Regions from separate parts of the Homo sapiens genome. Here region 2 is linked to region 1. Evidence: chromatin loops called from intact Hi-C (ENCODE). Cell type or tissue: chondrocyte. All regions are shown on one strand. Links, peaks and the distances in the headings refer to the core of each region. The heading gives the core; the rest is flanking DNA.

Region 1 (10,285 bases), core at 931-8,930:
TAGGTAAAGAAAACCCCATTAGCAGTACATTCCACCCTCTACCCACAATCCTTTCACAAAAAGGAGAAGTGACTGGGTTTGAAAATAAAATAGATATGCATAGCCCAGCACTTTCCCCCTTCAGATGTCCAGGGAGTGAGCTATGAAAGTCCAGGTTCTTTTATGACTTCCAATGCTGTTAATTTAAAAGGAGACGGCCTCACATGAAGAGACTCCTGTAATCCAGCAATATACTTTTGAAATACGTGTGTAGCTAGATACGGAAGTCGATCGTCATAAGCCTCAGCATTAGGAAGTCCTCCTGCCTACAGCTGTAAAACCACCCTGCAATCTAGATTTTATTAGTAATTCATGTGACACTTTGACCTCAACCTGCATTAAATCTCTGTAGTTAATTCTCAATGAATGCTGCAGAAGGGGGTACTATTTATGTTATTTCCATAAAGATCACATACTACCTGTATAGATGCTCCTCAACTTACAATGGGGTTACATCCTGTTAAACCCACTGTAAATTCAAAATGCATTTAATACACCTAATCTTCTGAACATTGTTGCTTAGCCTACCCTTCCTTAAATGCACTCAGAAAGAACACTTGCATTGGCCTATAGTTGAGCAAAATCACCTGGCAACACAGTACACTACAGAGTATCGGTCGGTTACCCTCATGATGGTGTGTCTGTGGCTGACTGGGAGCTGCAGTTCACTGCCACTGCCCGGCATCATGAGAGTGTATTGCAGGGCATATCACTTGCCCAGGAAAAGATCAAAACTCAAGGTATGATTTCTACTATATGTATATCACTTTCACACCATGGTAAAGTTGAAAAATCATAAGTTGAACCATCATAAGTCAAGGCCGTCTGTACTACTTTCCCACTTTTGAAATGTGTGCGTGTGACAACACAAGAAAAAAAGTAAAGGACTGGAAATAGACATGCTAACATATAATCAGTAACAATTGCTGGGTGATGGTGGAATAAGTAAGGCTTATTTTCCTCTTTTACTCTTCTGGGTTTCTTGAATTATTTTCCTCAAAAAAATCTGCATTAATTTTATTATCAAAAAGAAAAGTATATGTTCATTTTTGGAAATTTAAAAAGCTTGGGCCACATCAGGAAAAGGCATGATGTCCAAAATCAAGGACAGAGAGGAGACACATTTGTTTCTCAACAGCCAACTGAATTACAACTTTAAAACATTCTTACAGATGTCAGATAAGACCTTGTCTTGGGCTGACCAATATCATCTTATATTATCAAAATGCTTATAGTCAGCAGTCACCAGTGCCTGGATTGGTTTCACATACTTTTATAGCCACAGTTAGAAACTTTCTGATAACATTTTAGTAAACTCTTGAGTAACTTTGGAGAGAGAATCATCATGCTTCAATTCATTATATGCAGATCAATAAAGAGAAGTAGGAATAGCACAAAATATAATCCTAGTATAGTCTACCCTGCTGTTAAGTAAAGCTGCTTTCTTTTTTCATTGCCCAAATGTATGGCTTGCACCCAACTAGTCACTGCTTGGGGCCAGAGTTAGAAAATTTTCTCTTCCTAATTTATGTTTCATTGACTTTTTATGGTGGCAGATATTGATCTCGCTTTGTGTGCCATCAGATCAAATGCTGCAACCCAATTCAGAGCCAAGATCATGACTTTCAGTGATCAGCCTTTAATGTGCAGGAAAAAATGGAGGTGGAAACATGATTTATTTTCCTTTTGCAGGCTTTTTATTATAGACACAGATGTTGGGAGCTTTCTCAGCTACAGTCAGCTGTGGAATGGGGCAGGTGAACTGCCCTGCTTTCCTGGAGTGCCACAACCATAAAACAAACTGAACATTCCAGGAATGACTCATTTGATTAGAAGAGCCAAAAACCAGCACTAAGCAAAAGCAGAAAAGAACAAAGATCATTTTTCATTAGGGTTACTGATGGTCCCTAGGCATGGTCAAAGAAATGATGGAAGAGGCCACGTGCGGTGGCTCACACCTGTAATCCCAGCACTTTGGGAGGCCAAGGCAGGTGGATCACGAGGTCAGGAGATCGAGACCATCCTGGCTAACATGGTGAAACCCTATCTCTACTAAAAATACAAAAAAATAAAAATAAAAAATTAGCCAGGCATGGCGGCACTAGTCCCAGCTACTCGGGAGGCTGAGGCAGAAGAATCACTTGAACTCAGGAAGTGGAGGTGGCAGTGAGCCGAGATCATGCCACTGCACTCCAGCCTGGGCAACAGAACAAGACTTCATCTCAAAAAAAAAAAAAAAAAAAAAAGGAAATAGAAATGATGGAAGAATGATTGTCTGTTTGTTATATAAAATTAGAGACACAGGAATATCATTAATATATTTGTTCCAGAATTGATAGCAAGAATGGCTTGACTTGGCTTAGGCCGTATCCTTTTGTTGCTTATAATCCTTTATTAGTTTCTCTGAACATTTTTTAAAGAGACTGACTTCATTAGTAGAGCAGAACCATATAAGTTAAAGTCTACACAATGCATTCCAAGAGATGGACATGATTATGTTGGGCTAGAATGCCATTATAACAGACATGAGGAAATATGTAGATTATCTCATCCCTGGAGACCTTACAGATAACTTCTTGTGGTACTGGGATTTGTGGAGTGAATTCCCATTGCCTTGTTACACCACTGTGGAAGCTAAAAAAGAGAATGGGACATTTTAGAAATTGTGCATCACTGAAGAACAGGAGTATTAAGAAGAAATTTAGGCTGGGCGCAGTGGTTCACACCTGTAATCCTAGCACTTTGGGAGGTTGTGGCAGGTGAATCACCTGAGGTCAGGAGTTTGAGACCAGCCTGGCCAACGTGGTGAAACCCTGTCTCTACTAAAAATACAAAAAGTAGCTGGGCGTGGTGGCAGGCACCTGTAATCCCAGCTACTTGCGAGGCTGAGGCAGGAGAATCATTTGAACCCGGGAGGCAGAGGTTGCTGTGAGCAGAGACCACACCATTGCACTGAGCCTGAGCAACAAGAGCAAAGCTCCATCTAAAAAATAATAATAATTTTTATAAAAGAAACAGGTTTCTTTGATTCCCATCTGGAATTGGAAAAAAAAAGATGGAGAACACAAATAATGTTGGGTTAGGAATATGTGTGTGTTTGTGTGTCTTTAAAAGCTTTAAATAACTCCAAGTGATTCTAACACGTAGACAAAGCTGACAACTATGGCACTAGGTCCATCCCTCTTGGGATATTCTGAATTGGACAGTGCAGTTGCTTCAAATATAACAGTCATTGGCACAAACATTTAAATTAGAAATGTGTTGTCTCCCTACAGCACCTAGCTAAGCAAATATTAGTTCCTCCAGAAACATTTATTGAAATAAATCACTGATTTTAGCCTGAGAGTGGGGTCACTGTGCAACTTAAAATGTAAACAAGATTTTCTCAAATCACCAGGCCCCATACTATAGAAGGGCCACTGCCTTTACTAATATTTGTATAAATTCCTAGGAGATTCACATTCCCAAAGTCACCTCTGGCCCCAATTTCATGACTCTGCTGAATTTTAACTTCAACAATTCCAAAGCATCGAAACACATAAGACCCTCAGCAAGAAAGCATTCTATTCTGCATCACACAAACAGAAAATCCCTATTAGACATCCCTGTTTTTCAAGTCCTTTGTTATCCTGAGGCCAGAGATTCCTCACTTATTTTGTCACCTCAGGTGACTTCGCTGTCTTATGTGGCTGATGGCTGTTCCCCACCTGCCTCAAATCACTCCTCAGACCCCACCCACTCCCAATTCCCAGGTCTTTCCACTCAGAGAACAGACCAGCTCTTTGCTACCCCTGCTGCCAAATAGCTTCAAGCCCAACTCTGCACCTACCCATTTAGGTGCTCAGTTTAATGTGATGGCTTTTTTTAATCCTTTTTAGCAACACCAATGACTAGGAGAGACTCTAAGATTATAGCTGTCAACACTGGGCTTCAATTGGGGCTAATGCTGCCCCCTTGTGGTAGAAGTGAGAATGCTAGAGATGCGTAATGCAATTACGATTTCCCCAATATTATTCTTTCAGATTTTAAATGTATCTAAAAACACATCCTCAGTTGGACAATCTACTACTATCCCACCTTTAATTAAAGACTTTATACAGATTGATTAGGTACTTCTAAACTTTGATGCCAATGACTACTAGATAGACAGGAAATGTTCATGTACTAATACTTGCTATGTGGTCATTTATCTCAAAATTGCTCAGTGCAGACTGTATAAAATCAAAAGGCATCTGGTTAGCAGCTGAAATTCACTTATCAGGAATTCCAGCCTCCAAAGTATTTTAGTAAGAACTTCAAAGATGCTTACCAAAAACACCAGAGGGTTTCTTAGCATAAAGAATATTAGAAATCATTTTTCTCTGGTGAAATAAATGGAAATAAGTAAAATTCAGGATATATCATGGGTTAGAAAGATACTTGGGGCCGCACTAACCTTTCTTAAAACAGGAGAATAAAATCAGCAATCCCAGTGTCTTAATATCTTGGGACAATCCAGGGCTGTATTTGGTCCTATGTCCCTTTCACACTGCAGAAGACTATCAATTTACCCAAATAAGAAGTTCACATCTACTCACCAGAATGGTGTTGCATTGGCTCACAGGAAGCCTCTCATTCAAGATGCTTAGAGAAATGCCAAAAGTCGGAGAATAAGGCACTTTCTGGGCTTACAAGAATAGGTAGGTAGTATAACTGTTTTAATGTATCTTTACTCATTAAAAATGGGAAGGTTTGGTAGAATTTGGTTTAAGGCTATCTTCAATACAAAATGCCACCTGGTAAGAAAGTTGTTGAGAGAGGGCAGAGCAAAATGGCGGAATAGAAAGATCTACCAATCATGCCCTTCACAAGGACACCAAGTTAACAATTATCTATACAGAAAAAACACCTATTCATAAGAACCAAAAATCAAGTAAGCACTCATAGTACCTCCTTTTAACTTTATATCACTGAAAGAAGCACTGAAGAGACTAAAAACAGTCCTGAATCACCGTTGTGACCCCTTCCTCACTCCCTGCCTTGGTGGCATGGTATGGAGGGATTCTCTGGGTGCTGGGGGAGGGAGAATACAGCAATTGTGATGCACTGAACTCACTGCTGTCCTGTCAGAGCAGAAAGGAAAACCAGACCAAACTCAGCTGACACCCACCCACAGAGGGAACATTTAAGCCAGGCTTAGCCAGAGGGGAATCACCAATCCCAGAAGTCTGAGCTTGAGTGCCTCCAAACCTTGCCTCCAAGGGCTATAGCACTCTGTCTCCAAGTAAACTTGAAAGGCAATCTAGGCCATAAGGACTACAACTCTTAGGCGAGTCCTAGGGCTGAACTAAGCCCAGAGATAGTGGACACCAGCTGTGGCAGCCAAGGGAGTGCTCGCATCATACCTCCTCTAACCCCAGGCTACAACTCACAACTCCAAAAGAGACCCCTTCCTTCCACTTAAGGAGAGGAGTGGGAAGAGTAGGAAGGATGTTGTCTTACATCTATGATACCAGCTCAGCCACAGCAAAATAGGATACCAGTCAGAGTCATGAGGCCCCCATTCGAGGGCCTAGCTCACAGATGACATTTCTAGACACACCCTGGGCCAGAAGGGAACCCACTGCCTTGAAGGAAAGGACCCAGTCCTGCCAGCATTCATCACCTGCTAACCAAAGAGCCCTTGGACCTTAAATAACCAGTAGTAATACACAGGTACTACGTAGAAGGCCTTGGGTGAGCCTCTGAGACTTGTTGGCTTCAGGTGAGACTCAGTACATAGCCAGCTGCTGTGGCTATGGGACAAAACTTCTGCTTGAGAAAAGCAGAAGGAAAAGTAAAAGGGACTTTGTATTGCACCATAGGTACCACCATCACCACAGGGGACTAGAGCACCAAGAGGGTTCTTGGGATCCCTGATTCCAGGATGTGACTCTTGGATGGCATTTCTGGACCTAACCTGGGCCAGAGAGGAACCCACTGCCCTGAAGGGTGAGTCCCAGGCCAGGTAGCCTTCATGACAAGCTGACTTTAGAGACTGTGGGCCTTAAGGGAAGATGAGTGTTAGTCTGGCAGTACTCACCATGGCCTCGGTTGGTAGTAGCTACAGGGTGAGGCTCCTCTGCTTCCATCTTGTGGCATAAGTGACAGCTTAGCCACACTGCAATAGAATATCAGGTAGATGAAGGCTTTTGACTCTAGTACCCCACTCCCAAACAGAACTTCTGGGCCCACCTAGGGCTTGGGGGACCTCTCCCTAAAGGGAAGGACATAGGCCTGGATGGATTTGCCACCTGCTAATTATAGAACCCTAGGCCCTTCAGCGAACATAGGCAGTAGCCAGGGACTGGTTACAGCAGGCCTTGGGTCAGGGACTGGTTACAGCAGGCCTTTCTGAGACACAGTGCTGTGCTGGCTTCAGGTCTGACCCAGTGCAGTCATAGTGGTGGTGGCCACAGGGGTGCTTGTGTCACTCAGCTTTAGGTGACTGATAACAAAGAAAGAGACTATATTTTTAGGAGAAAGTAAGAGAAAAGAACAAGGGTCTCTGACTGGTAATCCAGAGAACTCCCCCAGATCTTGTCCAAGACCATCAAGGCAGTACCTCTGTAAGTCTAAGTCTGCAAGAATCACAGCATTATTTGACTTGGGATGCCGCCAAAAGCAGATACATCTTAAATCACAGCACCCAAGTCCTGTCAAATATCTAGAAAGCCTTCCCAGGGAGGACAGCTACAAATAAGCTCAGACAGCAAAGGCTAAACTAAACACCTAACCCTTTCAATGCCCAGACACTGAAGAACATCTACTAGCATCAACACTATCCAAGAAAACATGACCTCACCAAATGAAGTAAATAAGGCACCAGGGACCAATCCAGGAGAAACAGATATGTGACCTAGACAGGGAATTTAAAATAGCTCTATTAAGGAAACTCAAAGAAATTCAAAATAACACAAGGAAGGAGTTCAGAATTCTACCTGATAAATTTAACAAAGAGATTGAAATAATTTAAAAGAATCAAACAAATTCTGGAGCTGAAAAACACAATGGACATAGTGAAGAATGCAACAGTCTTTCAATAGCAGAATTGATCAAACAGAAGAAAGAATTAATGAGCTTGAAGACAGGCTGTTTGAAAATACAGTCAGAGAAGACAAAAGAAAAAAGAATAGAAAATAATAAAGCAACCTACAGAAACTAGAAAATAGCCACAAAAGAGCAAATCTGACTGGATCTGGGAAGATGGCTGGCTGAATAGGAACAGCTCCGGTCTGCAGATCCCAGCGAGATCAACACAGAAGGCTGGTGATTTCTGCATTTCCAACTGAGGTACCCGGTTCATCTCATTGGGACTGGTTAGACCATGGGTACAGCACACGGAAGGTGAGCAGAAGCAGGATGGGGCATCACCTCACCCAGGAAGTGTTTAACAGGCCGGGAAACTCTCTCCCCTAGCCAAGGGAAGCCATGAGGGACTGTGCCATCCAGCCCAGATACTATGATTTTCCCACAGTTTTTGCAATCTGCAGACCAGGAGATTCCCTCACGTGCTGACATTACCCAGGCCCTGGGTTTCAAGTACAAAACAAGGTGGCTGTTTGGGCAGACACTGAGCTAGCTGCAGGAGTTTTTTTCATATCCCAGTGCCACCTGGAACCCCAGTGAGACAGAACCGTTCACTTCCCTGGAAAGGGGGCTGAAGCCAGGGGGCCAAGTGGTCTTGCTCAGTGGGTCCCACTCCCAAGGAGCCCAGCAAGTGAAGAACCGCTGGCTTGAAACTCTTGCTGCCAGCACAGCAGTCTGAAGTCGACCTGGAACAATAGAGCTTGGTGTAGGGGAGGGGTGTCCACATTACTGAGCTTTAAGTAGGTGGTTTTCCCCTCACAGTATTAAGGGAGCTGTTGGAAAGTTTGGACTGGGCAGAACTCACTGCAGTGCAACAAAATGGCTGTGGCCAGACTGCCTCTCTAGATTCCTTCTCACTGGGAAGGGCATCCCTGAAAGGCAGCAGCCCCAGTCAGGGGCTTACAGATAAAACTCCCATCTCCCAGAGCACCTGGAGGAAGACAAAACTGTGGGTGTAGCTTCAGCAAACTTAAACATTCCTGCCTGCTGGCTCTGAAGAGAGCAGCAGATCTCCCAGCACAGCGCTCGAGCTCAGCTAAGGGACGCACTGCCTCCTCAAGTGGGTCCCTGACCCCTGTGCCTCCTGAGTGGGAGACACCTCCCAGAAAAGGTTGACAGACACCTCATACAGGAGAGCTCTGGCTAGCGTCAGGCAGGTACCCCTCTGAGACCAAGCTTTCATAGGAAAGAGCAGGTAGCAATCTTTGCTGTTCTGCAGCCTCCTCTGGTGATACCCAGGCAAACAGGGTCTGGAGTGGACTTCCACTCAAACTCCAGGAGACCTGCAGAAGATGGGCCTGACTGTTAGAAGGAAAACAAACAAACAGAAATCAATAACATCAACATCAACAAAAAAGACAGCCACAGAAAAACCCCATCCAAAGGCCATAAGCATGAAAGATCAAAGGTAGATAAATCCACAAAGATGAGGGAAAACCAGCAGGAAAATGCTGAAAATTCCAAAAACCAGAACGCCTCTTCTCCAAATGATCACAACTCCACTCCAGCAAAGGCAAAAAACTGGACAGAGAATGAGTTTGATAAATTGACAGAAGTAGGCTTCAGAAGGTGGGTAATAATAAACTCCTCCTAGCTAAAAGAGCATGCTCTAACCCAATGCAAGGAAGCTAAGAACCTGGAAAAAAGGTTACAGGAAATGCTAACTAGAATAACCAGTTTAGAAAAGAACATAAATGACCTGATGGAGCTGAAAAACACAGCACAAGAACTTCATGAAGCATACACAAGTATGAATAGCCAAATCGATCAAGCAGAAAAAAGGATATCAGAGATTGAAGATCAACTTAATGATATAAAGTGAGAAGACAAGATTAGAGAAACAAGAATGAAAGGGAATGAACAAGGCCTCCAAGAAATATGGGACTATGTGAAAAGACCAAATCTACGTTTCATTGGTATACCTGACAGTGATGGGGAGAATGAAACCAAGTTCGAAAACACTCATCAGGATATTATCCAGGAGAACTTCCCCAACCTAGCAAGATAGGCCAACATTCAAATTCAGGAAATACAGAAAACACCACAAAGATACTCCTCGAGAAGAGGAACCCCAAGTTTCACCAAGGTTGAAATGAAGGAAAAAATGTTAAGGGCAGCCAGAGAGAAAGGTCAAGTTACCCACAAAGGGAAGCCCATCAGACTAACAGTGGATCTCTCTGCAGAAACCCTACAAGTCAGAAGAGAGTGAAGGCTAATATTCAACATTCTTAAAGAAAAGAATTTTCAACACAGAATTTCATATCCAGTGGAACTAAGCTTCATAAGTGAAGGAGAAATAAAATCATTACAGAGAAGAAAATACCGAGAGATTATGCCACCACCAGGCCTGCCTTACAAGAGCTCCTAAAGGAAGCACTAAATATGGAAAGGAAAAAGCAGCCACTGCAAAAACACACCAAAATATAAAGACCAATGGCACTAAGAAGAAACTGCATCAACTAATGTACAAAATAACCAGCTAGCATCATGATGACAGCATTAAATTCACACATCACAATATTAACTTTAAATGTAAATGGGCTTAATGAGCCAATTAGAAGGCACAGACTGGCAAATTGGATAAAGAGTCAAGACCCATCGGTGGGCTGTATCCAGGAGATGCAGCTCACATGCAAAGACACAATAGGTCAAAATAAAGGGATGGAGAAATATTTAATAAGCAAATGGAGAATATGGCTGAATAGGAACAGCTCCAGTCTACAGCTCCCAGTGTGAGCGACGCAGAAGATGGGTGACTTCTACATTTCCAACTGAGGTACTGGGTTCATCTCACTGGGGCTTGTCAGACAGTGGGTGCAGGACAGTCGATGCAGCCCACCGAGTGTGAGCTGAAGCTGGGCAAGGCATTGCCTAACCTGGGAAGTACAAGGGGTCAGGGAATTCCCTTTTCTAGCCAAGGGAAGCTGTGACAGACGGCACCTGGAAAATCAGGTCACTCCCACCCTAATACTGTGCTTTTCCAATGATCTTAGCAAACGACACACCAGGAGATTATATCCCGTGCCTGGCTCAGAGGGTCCCACGCCCACGGATCCTCGCTCATTGCTAGCACAGCAGTCTGAGATCGAACTATAAGGTGGCAGCGAGGCTGGGGGAGGGGTGCCCACCATTGCTGAGG
Region 2 (10,285 bases), core at 1,075-9,074, 220 kb before region 1:
GATGAGCAGGGAACAGGGAAACTGAAGAAGAGTGCTGTAACCCAGGGTGCTGACAACGGTGCACCATCACCTCCATGTACCTGAAGGGGTAAGCGGACGGTTTGTTTATGGGAATCAGAGACATGGAAGGCTGCATGGATGGGACAACTAACAGAGCTTTGCCTCCTCTGGGCCCCCTTGCAGGGAGACAGCCACGGAAACAAACACTCTCTTCCTTCCACCCATTGAACTCTCTGACCAGAGGCCAAAGGGCAAGAAAGCCAATTTAATGCCATTCTTATGAGATAGCCACCCAGGCCCCGGAGCGGGGTAGAGAATGTGGACATGGGACCTAGCACATAGCCCTCTGACTGGGTCACATCAACACTTCAGCTCACACCCAATCAGTCACCCCAGCCACATGATAAGAGATTTATAAGAAAATCAAAATCTCACATAGCTTAATATCCCACAAGTACTGGGAGAGAACTGAGAACACTGTCTGCTTTAGCCCATGGACTTGGCAAAGGCTCTTTTCCTCCCTCCCTCCCTGGAGACCTGAGACATCCTAGGAGTGTCATTAGTACCACATCAGCAACCAGGGCTAGGCAGCTGGCTGCTCCTGACAGCTCTTCAGGACAATGGCTTTTAAGACATCGGATCCAGATCCCCTCAAGTCCAAACATTCTAGTCCAGTGTTATAAGGCAAGTTTAACTGCACAGCTTCCAGGGATCAAGTCCTAAACCCTGGTCCTGTGGTGCATGGTGTTGACAGAAATATGGCCTCTTAGGGTTTCTGAAGATCCCCCCAAGGGAACTAACAGGACTATAAATCAGGAAGTGCAGATGGGCTGCTTTATGAGTCTCAGTGTCTCCTTATATGGACTTCAGAATGCCTATTTGAAATATGAAATTGAAGCAGCAAGCGTGTCCAACATAAATTTTCCCAACTCATGGAGAAGCATTCAAATTGTTATTGTAAAACTAACACATGGAGTATCAAACTGTAGCTTGCTTTAACGGTTAGTTCATTCTATAAGAACCAGTAAGTCAGTTTTGCTTCCCTCTCTTCAAGCAGGCTTCTCAGCTGAATTCACACTAAATGTAAAAGATCAAAATCTTCATTTCCAAATGAACCTTATGGATAACTCAATAACAGAGTTCACCACTGTGATCTCAATTCAGATAAAACATTCTACTTAAAAGGAAAGGGACATTTCTGAATATAATTTTCAAAGCATGCTCATTGGATTCTTTGATCTTCTCAGTGACCATGTGAAATAGCATCCAGGTGTTACTATTGTTGTTGTTTTAAGATGAGATTAATTGATACTTGTCAGTATCATGGAGTTTTCAAGTGGTAATGTCTGATTTGAAACCCAGGTGTTTGACTATTTATACCATGATTTTTCTGCTTTTCTATGCTGCTTTTTTATGAGATAAAACTGCAGTTATACCAACACAGCATCTCTTTGAGACAGTAGTGTCACCAAAGCCAATTCATAAAGAAATAAATAATTTCAGCAAATTTCTGCCTTCATCATGTAAACTTGTTAATATAATATTACCAAAACAAAACAAAAATTCTTTATACCACCTGATTGTTTTGCCTCTATCACACTAGTCTGATATTTGAGAACAATTTGCCAAACATCGAGAATTATTAATTCCATGTGGGGAGTACATTTGAATGGTGTAATAGAATTCTTTTTATCCTTAACTATGTCATAGAATGACTTTGTGAGAGGGAAGTTCAGTCTGATTATGGTTGTATGATTTCCCTCTATGATACGGGCATTGATTTTTTTTTAGTGTAGTCAGAACTTTCAACCCTTGATAACCCTAATCAAGGATCCTAAAGAAACTTTAGGATTTGCTCGGACTTTGAAAAAATAATTTCAATGTATATTACTGGATGAGACAATATGGATGGTATCACCTGGACAGAATCTGCAGCCAAGAAGGCCCGTTAGATGGAAATGAATCAGAATAGTTTTATTAGGGTTTTCTTTTGTGGCCAGTATATCATTTTGCATTAACATTGGAGAAGAAAAAAATTAGTGATTTATTCTTTATCTCTATACTTTAAAAGGCCATTATCTTCACTAAGGTATACTGGATTGGCAAGGGAATATATGTTTCAATAACAACATAGTACTAAAATGAATAATAACAGCAAAGAAATGTGTGTGCAAAGCATAAATTTAGTAGAGGTAGACATATTTCAAGATTGCTTATTTCTTACAAATTTATGAGACACTAAGCAGTGCTGAATTTATTAGTAAATGTGTGATTTAGTTTGCACGGAACTCACAATGAATAAAATGTGGTCTTACAATCTCCTTGATGATGGCAGGTCAACAGGGAAATTGGCTCATTTTGTTACATTATTCTATTTCTATTATGACACAAATCATACCTCTATGGTCAATGCTAACTAACCTCTCTTGGTCCTCTGTTTCCTGTGGTACAAGACTCATGCCATCACTCAGAATATATATGTAATGGTGTATCATTATGTGACTTAAGAACGTGAGATCTAAGAACCATTTATTCTGTTTTACTCTCTGAGATATTCAGAGTCCTAAGAGTCCTAGTTTTCGTAACTCTCTCTTTTCTCCTTGTTGAATAGGCCTGCACTTTTTTTCCTTCCAGCAGCATTTTTGGCACTGTGCATTGTGGAGGTGGCATATCACTACATGTCCTTCAAAAAATTATTTTTCCAATAATTTTCTATTGGAATTGGTTAGTTCATTAAGTAAGCTTATTGCATTTTTCTCCTAGGGTTTTTTCAACTCAAGCTCTGCACCCTTTCACATTTTGTTTTCCATCTTGATATTTTTTAATTAGCTCCTATCAGTTTCCAACTTCATCTGCCTGCCAGACAAGCCTGTCTTTTCTACTTGGAAGGAAAGAGCATGAGAAAAAAATTCAATGTGAAATGGTATCTCAGAAAATAAACAGAAGCAACTAAACAAAGTAATCAATTATAGTAGAATTTTGATCCTTGATAGTACACCTACTCTGCCAGAACCAATCTACTTTTGGCAGCTATCTACTGCTTTAAAAAGTTTGGCAAATTCAGAAAGTTTGTGTGAAAAATGCCTTATATACAATAGGTCACATCATTATCACCTGAAAATGAATGCTTTGTCCTTCTCTTTCTCCTTTTCCTCCTCCTCCATGACTTCCAATATTCCCCCATCTCAGTAAATGGCACCATGTCCATCCAGCCAGAATCCTGAGAATCATCCTTGACCTCTCCTACCTCTCTATTCATCACCATCCAATCACCAAGCACTATGCATGCTACTTCTTTAATATCTTTTGGATATGTCCAGTTTTCTCCATCCTCATTTCTTCCACTCAGTCCACGTGGGCACCATCATCTTGTGACCGAACTGTGGTAATAACTGCACCCACAGCTAGCCCCTCATTTTCCACTCTGCAAAAGTGATGGGTTTTGTTTTGTTTTGTTTTTGGAGGTGGAGTTTTGCTCTTGTAGCCCAGGCTGGAGTGCAGTGGTGTGATCTAGCTCACTGCAACCTCTGCCTCCTGGGTTCAAGCAGTTCTCCTAAGTCAGTTTCCCAAGTAGCTGAGATTACAGGCACATGCCACCACTCCTGGCTAATTTTTGTATTTTTAGTAGAGACAGGGTTTCACCATGTTGGTCAGGCTGGTCTCGAACTCCTGACCTTGTGATCTGCCCACCTCGGCCTCCCAAAGTGCTGGGATTACAGGCGTGAGCCACCGCACCTGGCCAACAGCGATGGTTTAAAACACACTGCTCTCATGCTTACAACCCTTCAGCAGCCTTTTTACTCTCTTTCCTTTGTTGTCATTTGCTTTTTAAAATGTTAAAAAAAAAAAGGGAAAGGAAGATTTGTATTTATTTCAGGAACTTGAGTTTAAATAAATGATTATAAATCGGTATGGTATATGTAGTGAGCCAAGAGAGAAAGAAATCCTTCTCAGAAAAAGGAGGGTTAAGTAGTGTAAAATGAGTCAGGAAGCTTAAATACAATGTTGAGAAGAAGGAAGAAAGATATCACTGAGAAATGCAGAGGAATGGATGACTCCAGAGTACATCACAAAGAAAGAAAACAGAATAGATGGATTATCCAGCATACATGACCATGTGGAAAAGTTTGAGGAAGAATCAGTGATAGTTTTTTTTAAGAAAACAGCAAAATGAAGCAGTTGTTGATACTTGAAAAGAACAACATTGTACAAAAAATTAAATGTAATTATACAACATTGTTAGGTCTCAGGTGTAAATAGCATTCAATACTCTCGTGATACAAACTCTGAATAATGATCTAACCAAGAATTGTGTCTGTCCATAGCAGGAGGATGAGGGAGCAGGTCTGAATGAATAGGTCTTATCTATCATGCTTGGAAATCAATAGATAATGCCCCAAATAGAAAAAGAATAAATGTGGTACTTAAAAATATGAATGGAATGGAAAACTAAAAATAATTTTAAATGTTGGCTCTGGAGGATTGTGGTTGGGGAGTGGTAGGAAAGAGTACTTCAGGCTTTCATTAAACTTTGCAGCACAATTTGACTTTTAAAAATTATGGTCATATATTATTTTAAGAAAACTTAAAGAAATATTTTGAATGATAGGAATGGTAAAATAAACTACTAAAATATTAACCAGAGAAAATATTAATATCCAGTAAAATAGAGTTTCAGGCAAAAATATTATTAGAAAAATGAAAGCTTTATTCAGTGATAAAAGTAACAACTCCCCAGGAATTTATTATAATTCTAAACCTGTATCTTTCTAACAACATTGATTTGAAACATGGACACTGAAAGTTGACATAATTACATAAAGAAATGAAAAAAATCCACAAGTAATTTGAAAGAGGAAAGGGCTGAGAAACGCATAAACTTGGCTTATGACCCAGCAATTTCACTCTTGGGTATTCACCCACCAGAAATGGTTTGTACATGATTACTCACAGCATATTTATTTGTATTAGCCCAAACTGGAAAAAAGCCAATGTTCATCCATCAACAGGTGAATGGATACACAAATCACGGTATACTCATAAATAGAAAGCTATTGAGCTATAAAAAGGAGATAACTACTGACTCCTTTATGTTAATAAACTAAAACTTCATTCTGAGTAAAAAATCCAAGCACAAAAGACCACATACAGTTTGATTCCCTTATTTGGGATTGTAGCATGAACAAAATTAATCTACAGTGACAGCAGATCATTGGTTTCCTGGAAATACAGTGGAGGAGAGGAAGGGGGCATTGATAGCAAGGGGGTACACAGGAATTTTGAGGGAGACAAAAATGTTCCATGGTTTGACTGGGATGGTTATGCAGGTGTAGACATTTGTCAAAATTCATTGAGCTATACTGCAATTGTTAATTTTATGTGACAACTTGACTGGCTCATGGGTTGCCAGGATTGCTGGTTAGACATTATTTCTGGGTGTGTCTGTGAGGGTGTTCCTGGAAGAGATTATCATGTAAATTGGTAGGCTGAGTCAAGTTGTTTGCCCTCCCCAGTGTGGGTGGGCATCATCCAATCCACTGAGGGTCTGAATAGAACAAAGTGGTAGATGATGGGAGAATTTGCTCTCTTTGTCTGACAGAGCTGAGACATCAATCTTCTCCTACTCTTTGCACTCCTGTCTCTCTGACTCGACTGGAGTCTATACCACTAGCTCTCAGACCTTCAAACTGCATCACTGGCTTTCCTGGGCCTCCAGCTTGTCAAGGGCAGATAGTGCAACTTCTCAGCCTCCATAATTGCATGAGCCAATACCTTCTAATAACTCTCTCTCTCTCTCTCTGTCTGAACATATGTATATATTCTCTCTCAAGAACCTTGACTAGTACATATATTTAGTTGTCTTATTAGATGTAAATTATGGTTTAATAAAATTGGTAAAGTTTTACAGAAAGCACGTGGGGTCTTTCAAAGGGACTCCCTGCCCGGGAACCTGTATCACATTTATTGGCAGTGGGAATTATAACTTTAGAGAGCCAGATTATTTTCAGAAATCCATTGAAAAAGGTGTTAAGTGCCAGCAGAGGGGGCAAGAATACTTTTCTCCAGTGGTGGGTATCAACAAGAGAGGGATAATGGCATAAAACCCAGTTCAGTTACCCTGCAAATGGGGAGAAGCAGAATGAGCTAGTTAAGGTCACCAAACAGTGCATGTTGGCACCAGGAGCAACAGCAAAATTTAATTAGTTTCTGAGGATGTTGCTGGAGATCTCACTGAATTAGTTGTATTTTATTACCATAATTAATGTGATATAAACCTTTAATATTCTGTCCCCCATCCTGAAGCTGTTGTCTTCTGATGAAAATGGAATGTATATCCATTTTATGGTGTTGTAACAGGACCTGGCATGAATAAGACTGTAGAGGCTTAACTGCTCTTAACCTGAATTCTTCATTTTAAGAAATAAAAATATTAGTCTAGGTGATTTCCCAGGACCCTTTAATTTTATATTTTAGGGCGCAGTCCCTTCCTTGAAAAACTATGAAAAGGAATGACATTTACACTATGAAAGATCAGTACTTATATACATGGAGAACTCAATATAATTGATTATAACTATTATAATATCATATAATTATATTATGCAAAATAATTATATAATAATATATTTTCATAAAGTGGATGGAAACAAGATAAGTATAAAAATATAGGGAATCAGCATGATTTCCATTTACTAACAATAGGTTAGTAAATATAAAGTAATAAGGTTAAAAAAGATTACATTTAAAATTAGGGGAGAAAGCACCAGTTAAACAGGAACAACGATACAAGAAATCTGCAACATCCACACGGATAGCTACAAACTTTTCCAAGAACTAGAAAATATTTGAGTAAATAAAAGGAGAGTCATAAAATATTTCTGGATGGAAAGTCTGAATTTCCTTGGTCTCACATCTCCTTTCAGCTATCATTATCCTCTTCTGCTCTTCCCTTCATACTCAAAACTTTTATAGTTGTCAACACTGCCCATTTCTGTTTGCTTACTTCTTATTTTCCAGTTGACTGCAGTCTATCCTATGCCCTCTCTAGGCCACCAAAACTGTTCTCTTCAAGGTCATTAACATACTTCTTAATACCAGTGACAACCTTGCAGTCATTATCTTGCCTGATGTCTCAGAGCATCAATGTCATGCCAGTCCCATTTTCCAAATATCCATCTTTCTTCCACTTCAAAGATACCACACTCTCCCTTATTTCTGCCCTCCCTCTGGCTGCTTCCTGTGTCTAATTTTGTAGCTTCCCATCCTCTGTTTGTACCTTAAATATTGTTGCTCCTTAGATCCTCTGCTATGTTCATTCTGCAGACTCTGTGTGAGAGGTTGGGTTACATTCACTCTTACAGCTTTACTCACCCTTTAAATACTGAAGACACACGAATTTATATCCCTAGTTCATCTCACTCTCCTCCAGCCTCTAGGCCAGCACAGCCAATTGTCTATTGGGCATGCAGCTTTAGGTTGTACCACACACATCTCAAACTGTAGCATCTTCCCACCTCAAGCCCATCTTTCCTGCATTCCTTTTCAGTGAATGAAACCAACATGTACCCAATTGTCCTGTGGTGTCATCCCTGATTCCTCACTAATTCAGCGTATCTAATCAATCACCAATTTCTGTCAAGTTTACATCCTAAATGTCTTCCAAATAGACCACATTTGTCAAATCCATCCATATCCCTCTATTTCTGGTGCCACTACCCTAGTGCAGGCCACCATCATTTTCCTTTCTGGTTTATTAGAACAAGCTATTTCCCTGCCTTAATTTTTGCCCCCATTCCAACCAACCCTCCATATTGCAGCCAGACAGATCTTTCTTGACTATGAATCAAGTTAAGTAACTTTCTTACTTAAACCCTTTCAAAATTTTCCATGGTCCCCAGGGTAAACTACATGCTCCTTCACACGGTTTGAGTGACTCTTACTCTGGTCCCTGTTTAGAACCAATCACATTCTGCTCCAGCAACACAGAATTATTTTCAATTTCTCAAATGCATCAGGCTTGCTATTGACGCTTGGATTTTCTGCATGCACTTCTGTCTATCTTCATTATTGTTCTCCCTCCTCTGTTTGCCTATCCTGAACCTCAGGACTAAACTTAGATGTCACTTGTCTAGGAAACTTCATTCACCCTGAGCCCAGGGTGGACCCTTATCATACGTTCCCCAGGAGCTTGTGCCTCTCTTCTCACCACTCATGTTTCACTAGTTGTACATATCAATTATTCTCCTGTTTCCTGCACTAAAAACCACAAATGTGAAGGCAGGAATATGTCCATCTGTTTTATTGGTGTATCCTAAGCCAAGACAGTTTCTGAATGTGGTAGATGTTCAATAATTATTAAATAGAAATTATTCATTGTAAAGCTATAAGAATGAAGGCAGTAATATTGGTACAAAAAAGATAAATCAATGAAACAGAACAAAAGCCCAAAAGTGATCCTTAGGAGATAGAGAGTGTAATACATAGAATTTAATGAGAATATCACTGTAAACAGGTCGGGGAAAGTGAGACCCTCTTACTATTGGTTAGACTTTGAGGAGGGGATAGAGATTGTCTGAAGTTAAAATTTATGAAAAATGTCACAAAAATTATACTTGCTTCCATAATTATTTCCATGGTTGTTAATCACAAATGTGACACAAATTAAAAGGCAAATTGAAAACTGGGGGAAAAATATGTTCACTAAATATGACAGGCAAAGGGTTAAAATTTTTTTTATAGAGTTTTCTCAAATTTTTAAGAAAACATGATCCCAGATAAATAGGCCAAGGACTTAAAGAGACATAAAGAAGAAATGTAAATGAATGATTAAAAATGTATTCAACTTTCATTGTAATCAAAGAAATGCAAATTTTAAAATGAGACAATTTTTTAAACTTTTACATTAGTAAAGATTTTTAATGATAAAAATTCTAGGCATGGAAGAGAGTAATGAGACATTAATAGGAGAATAAGAAATTGAGACAACTTTCTGTTAAGCAATTTGCAATATGTATCAAGAGGACTTAAACTTCCTAAGAATCTAAAATTCTTTGACCTTCAAAAATTCAAACCTAAGGAAATAATCCAAATGGAAAACATAGGTACACATAAATGTTAATCACAATGTTACTTATAGTCAGGTAAAATTGGGGGGAAATTTAAATTTTTTTTTTTTTTTTTGAGACAGAGTCTCACTCTGTTGCCCAGGCTGGAGTGCAGTGGTGCAATCTTGACTCACTGCAACCTCCGCCTCCTGGGTTCAAGTGATTCACCTGCCTCAGCCTCCAGAGTAGCTTGGACTACAGGTGCCTGTCACCATGCCCAGCTAATTTTTTGTATTTTTAGTAGAGACCAGGTTTCACCATCTTAGCCAGGATGGTCTCGAACTCCTGACCTTATGATCCACCCACCTCGGCCTCCCAAAGTGCTGGGATTACAGGTGTGAACCACCGTGCCTGGCCAGGAAATTTAAATATTAAACAGTAAGAAACTAGTTGAGTAAATTCTAGTATATCCACAAAATAGAGTGTTTTGCAGCCATAGATAAATAGACAGGTAGGTAGATAGATGCAAGAACTGCATACATTGTATGGTATTACACCATAAAATTAAGAATGCACAAACATACACACAAAGAAGCTACAAGGAAATAAATACATTAGATATGCTTCTCTCTAGGTTGAGCGATTAGGAGAAGTTCTTATTTTCTTCTTTATATGTTTCAGTAGTTCCACATTTTCTACAGTAGTATAATTTTTATAATCCAGTAAAACAAAAATAATAAAAATTGACTGTGACAGACTCTGATAAAGCTAACTTGACTGAATAGAAAGCATCAAGACTGATGGGGCCAGGTGTTAATTTTTGCATTGGAAAGCCCTTTGGGGTAAAAATGTGCCTGAAAGCTGGAGCCCAGGAAGATGTCTAGAGGCTGTCTTGCACTGGTTGTTGCTGGATCCCCATGCCAAGACAGTGTCTGAACATAGTAGGTAGCCAGAGAGACACTGGGGGGTTGGGGGTGGGCAGCTGTGCCTAAGACCCTGGCATGCAGCTGGAGACTACAGGGGGTGGGAAACAGAGCTCTGAGGAACATCATGAGGTGTCAGGGGTCCTGAGGCCACAGAACCTGGAATCACAGATGGGATATAGGTTATGGCCAGTAGATTTAGAGAACATTAGCTTACAACGTCCTACAGAGTTTCTAGAACGTGAAGGGAAGAATTCAAATGAGCTCGAGATGGGGCCACCAGGCAGCCACATTGCATGCCTCTTTCAAAGGAAAAAC

Evidence for each region. Peaks named below come from ENCODE experiments on the same cell type or tissue, not always from the same donor. Only the 100,000 strongest peaks of a DNase experiment are listed, where the experiment ranks them.
Region 2: it touches region 1 in a loop (10-fold over the local background); 3 of 110 quality-filtered maps call a loop at or near these places.

What each region holds. Positions count from the first base shown.
Region 1 is chr9:75,259,372-75,269,656 of GRCh38, reverse strand. No RefSeq gene overlaps it. Among named protein-coding and RNA genes, the nearest start is that of OSTF1, 180 kb to the right of the region's middle. In chondrocyte, for the core only: CTCF peaks have their summits at 3,780 and 4,006 (motif pointing left); no DNase peak of the experiment used is centred there.
Region 2 is chr9:75,478,534-75,488,818 of GRCh38, reverse strand. No RefSeq gene overlaps it. Among named protein-coding and RNA genes, the nearest start is that of OSTF1, 400 kb to the right of the region's middle. In chondrocyte, for the core only: a CTCF peak has its summit at 6,045 (motif pointing right); no DNase peak of the experiment used is centred there.